2 separate regions of the Homo sapiens genome follow, and region 2 is linked to region 1. Evidence: read pairs that join two places in POLR2A ChIA-PET (ENCODE). Cell type or tissue: OCI-LY7. All regions are shown on one strand. Links, peaks and the distances in the headings refer to the core of each region. The heading gives the core; the rest is flanking DNA. Region 1 has its middle 26 kb from the start of DTX1. Region 2 overlaps RASAL1 (RAS protein activator like 1).

Region 1 (4,383 bases), core at 160-4,159:
GCATCCCAGGTTCATGCCATTCTCCTGCCTCAGCCTCCTGAGTAGCTGGGACTACAGGCACGTGCTACCATTCCTGGCTAATTTTTGTATTTTTTGTAGGGATGGGGTTTCACCATGTTGGCCAGGCTGATCTCGAACTCCTGACCTCAGGCAATCCACCCACCTTAGTCTCCCAAAGTGCTGGATTACAGGCGTGAGCCACCGCGCCTGGCCCAGGAGCTCCTCTTTTTAAAACCATCAGATATTGTGAGACTTGTTCACTACATGAGAACAGCATGAGAAAGACCTGCCCCCATGATTCAATTACCTCCCACTGGGTCCCTCCCACAACATGTGAGAATTGTGGGAGTTACAATTCAAGATGAGATTTGGGTGGGGACACAGCCAAACCATATCACCCAGGAAAGAATTCAAGGATGAGCTGGTGGTGTTAAACAGCAACTGTTATTGAAGCAGTGGTGTACAGTAGCCGCAGAGGTACTGCTCCTTGCAGAGCAGGGATACCCCATAGGCAGTGTGCCCAGAGTAGCAGCTCAGAGGCAGTTCTTCAGTTAAACTTATACCCACTTCTAATTATATGAAAATTAAGGGGCGGTTTATGGAGCCATTTCTAGGATGAGGGTGGTAACTTCTGGGTTGTTGGGTCATTGCCATGGGAAGGGTCAGTAACATTGGAGTGTTGCCATGGTAATGGTAAACTGACATGGCACACTAGTGAGTGTGTCTTATGGAAAGCTGCTTCTGCCCCAGACCTGTTTTAGCTAGTCCTCAATTTGGTCTGGTGTCTGAGCCCTGCTTCCAGAGCTAAGCCCCATCTCCTGCCTTGCTAGTATCCTTTAATGTACAAATTTTGTAATCTTAATAATTTCTATTTTTTTGTTGTTGCCTGGGCTTTTAATGTCATATTAAGAAATCCAAGGTCATGTAGATTTTCCTCTGTGTTTTCTTCTAAGAATTTGATAGTTTTAGCTTTTAAAATTTAGGTCTTTGATTGATTTTGAGTTAATTTTTGTATATGGTGTATGGTAAGGATCCAAATTCATTCTTTGGTGTGCGAATATTCAGTTTTCCCAGCACCGTTTGTTGAAGACACCATTCTTTCCCATTGAATAGTCTTGGCACCCTTATTGAAAATCAACTAACTATAAATGTGAGGGCTTATTTCTGGCTTCTCAATTCTATTCTATTCTATTGATTCTCAATTCTATTCTATTGATTCTCAATTCTATTCTATTGATACACACACACACACAGACACACATGTTCTTGTGTGAGTACCACATTGTTTTGATTACTGTACTATAGCTCTGTATCAAGTCTTGATACAGAATTTCAAGGAATCAGAACAGGCAACTTTTTTTTTTTTTTTAAAGATTGTTTTGGCTATTCTGAGTCCTTGAAACTCTGATGAGTTTTTCCATATTGGCAAAAAATACGATTGGGATTTTGACAGGGATTGCATTGACTCTGTGTGTTGCTTTGGGTAGTATTGCCGTCTTAACATCAAGTCTTCCAATCTGTGAACAACATTGTTCCATTTATTTTTAAGGACCTTATTAACACCTTAGGAGGTAATTCTTAAAAATAGGACTGTCTTCAGAACTCCAAGATGTGAATCCATCCGTAATGGTCAAATTTGAGGTCCATAGGGAAGACCTGTCTTTCGAATACATAGCAAAATACCACAGTGGGTTAATTTGGTAGAGCCCATCCAGTGTCCCTGAATTTGTAGGAAGCCAAATTAGAAGAATAATTTGTGAATAATTTGTGAATAATTAGAAGAATAATTCACTCCTAGTGAGTAGTGAATGCACAGGATGTGGAAACACTCAAGTGCTTAAAGATGCCCTGGTTATGTGCATCAGGATTCAGAATGGACCTCCCTTCCCTAATCACATTACAGTGGCTTTAACGGTACTTAACCATATTCTAGGACTTTTCTGTTTCCTGCTCAGGCTAATTTAATTCTCTCTAATACCACAAGATGGCAGCAAGAGCAGAGCCACCCTGAGCCAAGAGTACAGGAGTAGAAGAAAAAAATCAGGCACAAAGAGAGAAAAGGAGGGAGATGGGGCGAGGAGATGGAGAGAGAGAGAGAGGAGGAGGAGGCGTGAGCAGGACAGACGCCACCCTGTGGACTTGCACGCTTGGCAGGCCGGGGATACTGACCACGGATGTGCAACCACCCTGTGCAGGTGGGCTGTCATGCTTGAAGTAAGATGACACATGAAACTGTTTGAAACCAGTGTTTTCCTTTAATAGTGAGCATGGAGAAAGCAAGGGGAAATTAGGGACAGCAAAGAACTTCTCTGTCTTCCTCCCTATGTCCGCTCATGGAAAGCTATTTTACATGACAACGTGCTCAACAATTGCAATCTCCCGTCAAAGAAACATCCCCTGCCTTAGAAACGTTAGAATCTTAGAAACGTTCCCTGTGGAATGGACAAAAGTGTTCCATAGAGAGAGCTCTAGTGCACAGCAAGTATGTAACAACCAGCAAAACCCACTGGATCATTGAGATAAGTGGCCATGGAGATAAGAGTAGAAGCCGAAAAAGAAGTGAATTCAAGGGTAGAGTGCGAGACCTGGGTTCAAGTCCTAGCTCAGCCACCGACTTGCTGACCATCGCAAGTGGCTCCAAGTCTCTAGACATCAGTTTTCTTTTCTGTAAAATGAGGATTGGATCAGCCAGGCACAGTTGCTCATGCCTGTAATCCCAACACTTCGGGAGGCCTAGGCAGGTGGATCGCTTGAGGTCAGGAGTTTGAGACCGGCCTGGCCAACATAGCAAAACCCTGTCTCTACTAAAAATACAAAAAATTAGCCAGGTGTGGTGGCTGCATACCTGTAGTCCCAGCTACCTGGGAGGCTGAGGCACAAGAATTGCTTGAACCTGGGAGGTGGAGGCTGCAGTGAGCTGAGATCACACCACTGCACTCCAGCTTAAAAAAAAAAAAAAAAAGGCTGGGTGCAGTGGCTCACGCTGGTAATCCAAGCACTTTGGGAGGCCAAGGTGGATAGATCACCTGAGCTCAGGGGAGACCAGCAAGTGGCTCCAAGTCTCTAGACATCAGTTTGCTTTTCTGTAAAATGAGGATTGGATCACCCAGGTGCAATTGCTCACGCCTGTAATCCCAACACTTTGGGAGGCCTAGGTGGGCGGATCACTTGAGGTCAGGAGTTTGAGACCGGCCTGGCCAACATAGCAAAACCCTGTCTCTACTAAAAATACAAAAAATTAGCTGGATGTGGTGGCAGGCACCTGTAATCCCAGCGACTTGGGAGGCCAAGGCATGAGAATTGCTTGAACCCAGGAGTTGGAGGCTGCAGTGAGCTGAGACCACACCACTGCACTCTAGCCTGGGCAGCAGAGTGAGACTGTCTCAAAAAAAAAAAAAAAAATGAAGATTGGATTGAATGGTCTATCCTTCTTCAATCCCTCTAGAAGATCCAGCTTTAAGGACGAAGATATTAAAAGTGAGGAGTTTTAGCAAGTCCCACCGGCCACCAAGTAGGAAAGAACAGAAGGGGCCCCTGTAGAATGGGCGTGAGAATATCTCACAGCCCACAAACTCAGGTGTGCTGGACGTAACGCATGCCTTTATTTTCTTTGAATCAGCCTAGTTTTGTTTTCAGGCTCCCATCCATGTAGAGTGGAAAATTCCACCTTGGTGGTTTTTGGGGCTTTCTTCCCTGGTGAAGGGATCTCCAGCAGTGCCAAGGAGGGGCTGAGACCCTAGTCACTGGCCATCTCTGAACTTGGGTTCCACTGGAATGTCCACTGTTCCAATCAAATGGCACCAGGGTGGTCCTCAGCTGTTTCTTTTTGCTGCCTGGGGCACGGGCCCCTTTGTCCAGGCTGAAATCCCTTGTTCAGGGGCACATTGTGGGGGTGCCAGGCTGTCAGTCCTTCCCAGGGCACTGCCTCAGAGCACTGGTCCTGTTATCTCAGGACCCCCAAACTCTGCCCACCCCCCTACCTATCTCAAGTCACTCTTGATACCCAGACAAGTGTTGCCAGCTACTCAGTATTAAACATTACTAGGTGGAAGGATCTTTTATAATTTTTTTTTTTGAGACAGGGTCTTGCTCTGTCATCTGAGCTAGAGTATAGTGGTGTGATCATAGCTCACAAAAGCCTTCACCTCCCAGGCTTGAACAATCCTCCCACCTCAGCCTCCCAAGTATCTGGGACTATAGCAGTGCACAACCATGCTCAGCTAATTTTTCAATATTTTGTAGAGATGGGATCTTGCTCAGTTGCCCAGGCTGATCTTGAACTCCTGGCCTCAAGTGATCCTTCTACCTCGGCCTCCCAAAGTGCTGGCACTACAGGTGTGAGCCACTGTGCCTGGCCCCCTATTTTTTTTTTTTTAAATCCAT
Region 2 (4,383 bases), core at 283-4,282, 98 kb before region 1:
GGAGGAGGAAGTGAGGGACCTGTTAGACAGCTTGGGATTTGCTGGTGACTGTTATTATGAAGGGGGGATGCAGCTGGCCTGAATTGGCAGATGACTCATAGCTACTTAAGGGGGTGCAGCACATCTTAAGAGATTTCGAGGGTTGATTTTGAAGCCTGGGTTCCCTGGTCTTTGCCTGTAGGGAGGGTCTGCTGAGTCTGTCCCCATGGAGGGCTGAGGAATGGGGAGTCCCCTTCCCAGGGAAGCTCCCATTGAAATGAAAAGCTGGGGACACAGCATTAAAGCCCCTGCAGGGGAGAGCTGGGGGCCAGACCATGATCCGGCCCAGCATTTGAGTTCCTCCAGCCCCCTAGGAGGTGTATGTGAGCATCACACCTGATTTATAGAGCAGAGAAACTGAGGCCCAGAGAGGGAAGGGGACTCTCTGGGATGGCACAGCCAGAGGGTGGTGAAGCCAGGCATTCAAGACCCCCCCACCCCCCCCACACACGCTCTGGGCCTCTGCTTTGGGCTTTTCGAGGCCAGGACTCAGAACCTGCTGGCCTCAGGCCTCCCTGTTCTATTTCTATGGGTGGAAGCCCAGAGTGCACAGATGTGGTGGCCTGGGCAGCTGTGACATCTCCTGCTGGTCCCCTAAGGTTCTACTTCTGAGCTGGACTTGCTGTGTGACCCTGGGCAAGTCCCCTTCTCTGTCTGTGCCTCCGACTCCCCTGCCTGTGTCATGACTGGGACCCTCCACTCATGGCTGCCCTCTCAACCTGCTTCCTCCCTGAACTCCCTCCTTCTGCAGGTCTGGGAGCAGCGACCCCTACTGCCTAGTGAAAGTGGACGACGAGGTGGTGGCCAGGTGAGGGGTGGCGACACGGGGGAGAGGAGGAAGGGAGGGGTCTCTTTCTAGACCTGGGGAATCTGGGACCAAGAATTCACATTTAAAGGAGTGCTTACCCTGAGGGGGACTCGCGGGCCTGCAGGTGGGTGATTTGTGTCCAGCTGGGACTGCCAGCTCCTCTCCCCGACCAGCCCTGCCTTCCCCCTCTGGACCTAATGCTGTCCCTGCTGGCTCCCTGGGGCTGACTCAGCGCTGCCAGCCTGTGCCTCCTACAGTGGCCTCCCTGGGGGCGGGCATCTCACGCTTGGCTGGACTGGTTGGTTCCGGGCCTGCCGGGTGCTGCGGGCACTGGGGATGTCTGTGCGCGTGGGCATGTGCATGTGTGTCTGTGTGTGCACCCGCCCAGCTGGGCCTGCTTGTGAGTTGCAGGGGGTGGGGGATGTTGCGGGGCTAGTGTGAGTGCCTGTGACCACGTGTGTATGTCCTCGTGGCTGTGCAGGGCACAGGCTCACGTGTGTGTACCAGTGTAGGGTGCATGTACATGCACGTGCACATGGCTGCCCTGCACATGCATGTGAACACCAATGCCAGCTGATTTGGTCACAAAGGCACCGGTGTGGACACATGTGAAGGTGTGAGGATGTTTGGGGTGTCAGTGAGTCTCGCAGGGGGATATCAGGCTGCGCCCTGCTTGGCTCCCACCCCCGCAGGCCGAGGGACAGCTCTCAGCCCCTGGAGGCCTGATGGGGGTGGGTGGGCTGGTGGGTGGCTGAGGCCTTGGTTCCTATGGAGACGGCAGGATTCAGGATGCTCCTATTCTGGTCCAGATGGGCTCAGAGCTGGGGGTGGGGAGCCTGCCTGGGGGAGGGGTCAGCTGTAGCTCCCCCCTCCACTGACTCCCCTCCACTGTCCTCCCAGTGCTCATGCTGGCCCCTTGATACATTCCCTGACACCACCCCAAACCCACAGATTGATTTTCTGTGTGACCCCAGGCTGCTGTCTCTCCCTCTCTGGGCTGTAAGAAGCCTTTCAGCTCAGGAGCTGGGGAATGTTCAGAAGACCTTTGGCTGGGAAAAGGTCAGGTTGGGGGAAGAGGGTATTTGGGAGGAAGCACTGGGGGTCCATCTGAGGTTGGTGCCGCTGGGCTGGAGGAAGAAGGCGGGGTGTGTGTGTGTGTGTGCGCGCACGCGCGCATATGTGCACTCTTTCTTAGGGCACAGTGTGGTGAAAGGAGGGAGGAAGGGAGCAACAGGTATGAGAACCAAACTTTGCATCCACAAATGTGGGTGTGTCTTTACCGGGCAAGTAGAATCTGTTCTCTGCTGGGTAAAGGGAAGTACCCCTGCAGGGATGTCAGGGCAGAGATGCTGTGTGTGTGCACCTGTTTCTGGGCTTATCTTGGTCCCCATCCTTCCTGTGCCTTCCTCCTGCTCACTGTGTGCTTCAAAGCCCCGAGTGCTCTGTCCCCTGCTCACCTCCTGTCTCCTGGCCCCTCTCCCTCCCCCATTCCCACCAGGCACCTTCCTATTCCTTCAGCTCACGAAACTCATTCCTGCTACAGGGCCTTTGCCCATGCTGTTCCAGCCTTCTGGAATACTTGTCCTTGTCCTCATTGTCTCTCCCCACTTTGCCTGACTAGCTCCTACAGGAAGCCTTCCCTAATCCCCTCCGACCCTACCCCCACGACCCAACCAGGGGCGATTGAGCTAACCCCAATCCCAGGACTTCTCCCACCATGTCCTAATTGCTGGGAGAGAGCGCCTGCTTGTGGAAGGGGGGTCTGTGGGGTAAGCAGCCCTGACACCTGTTCCTCTGATCCCTGGAGCCCAGCACAGGCTGGGCCCATAGTCCAAGTGAATGTTTATGGAGTAAACGAATGAACAAATGAATGAATGGAATTGTGTGTGTGTGTGTGTGTGTGTGTGTGTGTCAGTGACTGTGTGTTTGTATGACTGTGTGTGTGTCTCTATGTGTACCTGCCTTGTATCATTGTAAGTGTGTGAGAGTGTGTCTCTGGATCTCTGAGTGTGTCTCTGTGTTCCCGACATATGTCTATTTTCATATGTTTTCATATGTGTCTGTTTTCTATGTGTCTATCTGCATGTGTCTGGTGTCTGGATTTCCAAACACAAAGGTACATGTTTTTAGGACTTTCTGAGGGTGCATATGTGTATCTGCTTATGTGTAAATGTGTCTCTGTCTCTGGCCTCCTTGGTGTATCTGTGAGCAACTCTGTCTCAGTGTGAATCCGTGTGTGTGTATCTGCACATATGTTTCTGTTGGTTGCTATGCATGTCTGTTGGTCTCTGTGTATCTGGGACCTTAGATGTGTATTGGGGCCCTGTATGTGGGTGTGTAGGATCATGTGTGTGTTTTGTGTATGTGCCTCTGTGTGTGTGTGTGTGTGTGTGTTGAGATCTCTGGTGTATGTCTGATACTCTGGGTATGTGAGTGTTGGGGTCTGTGTGTGTTTCTATGCCTGGATTCATACATGCTCCAGTGTCCCTGGGTGAGTACATATCTAGGATCTTGGAGTGGCTGTCCTTGGGTGTGTGTGTGTGTCTGGGCCTCTAACTGGGTTCATGTGGGGGGTCTCTGAGTGTGTGTGTGTCTGGATTCCCGTGTGTGTGTGTGTGTGTGTGTGTGTGTGTGTGTGTCTGGGTCTCCAGGTGTCTGCCTCCTGTGTGGCCCGAGGACCCCAGCCCCCTGCACCTCCTTTTGCAGGACAGCTACTGTCTGGAGGAGCCTGGGCCCCTTCTGGGGGGAGGAGTACACGGTGCACCTGCCTCTGGATTTCCACCAGCTGGCCTTCTACGTGCTGGATGAGGACACTGTCGGGTTTGTGGTTGGGGAAAGTGGAATGTGTGGGTTAGGGACCCAAGCCTGGGCACCTGAGGGGAGAGGGGATGTGGGTCCACAGCCCACGAGGGTGTGCCCTCCCACCCAGACCTTGACACCTGCCCCCACTTCTCTTGGGGCGGGGCAAAGGGGCCCCTGACTCAGACCTTCACGTGCCCGCCTTCCTGCAGGCACGACGACATCATCGGCAAGATCTCGCTGAGCAGGGAGGCGATTACAGCCGACCCCCGAGGTGGGCGAGGGACATGGGCAGAGGGAGGAGGGGGCCATGCCCAGGGTGGGCATTTGCAGGGGCATAGCACATGGCACGGTGAAGCACAGAGCCTTCAGTGGAAACTTATTTCTCTTGTTGCTTTTGTCTTTACTTTTTGTTTGCTTTTAATTGTTGTTGTTAGAGATGAGGTCTTGCTCTGTCACCCAGGCTGGAGTGCGGTGGTGCTATCATAGCTCACTGCAATCTTGAACCTCTGGGCTCAAGCGATCCTCCCATCTCAGCTTCTGGAGTAGCTGGGATTACAGGTGCACACCACCACACCCAGCTAATTTTTTCAGAAATATCTTATAGATACGGAGTCTTGCTATGTTGCCCAAGCTGGTCTCAAACTCCTGGGCTCAAGCAATCCTCCCACCTTGGCCTCCCAAAGTGTTGGGAGTACAAGTGTGAGCCACTATGCCCAGCCTTGTCTTTAGTTTTT

The links. ChIA-PET counts read pairs that join two places held together with the same protein. Peaks named below come from ENCODE experiments on the same cell type or tissue, not always from the same donor. Only the 100,000 strongest peaks of a DNase experiment are listed, where the experiment ranks them.
Region 2: POLR2A ChIA-PET joins it to region 1 with 5 read pairs; 1 of 35 experiments calls an interaction of 5 or more read pairs at or near these places.

What each region holds. Positions count from the first base shown.
Region 1 is chr12:113,028,734-113,033,116 of GRCh38, reverse strand. No RefSeq gene overlaps it. Among named protein-coding and RNA genes, the nearest start is that of DTX1, 26 kb to the left of the region's middle. In OCI-LY7, for the core only: CTCF peaks have their summits at 1,801 and 2,004 (motif pointing right); a DNase peak (open chromatin) is centred at 2,116; H3K4me3 peaks cover 751 bases; H3K27ac peaks cover 1,274 bases.
Region 2 is chr12:113,127,349-113,131,731 of GRCh38, reverse strand. RASAL1 (RAS protein activator like 1) reads left to right here. Exons shown (of 21, transcript NM_001301202.2): 2 at 791-847; 3 at 3,554-3,667; 4 at 3,859-3,920. Among named protein-coding and RNA genes, the nearest start is that of RASAL1, 6.2 kb to the left of the region's middle. In OCI-LY7, for the core only: CTCF peaks have their summits at 618, 818 (motif pointing left), 2,433 and 2,635; DNase peaks (open chromatin) are centred at 791, 1,241 and 2,161; H3K4me3 peaks cover 3,085 bases; H3K27ac peaks cover 3,905 bases.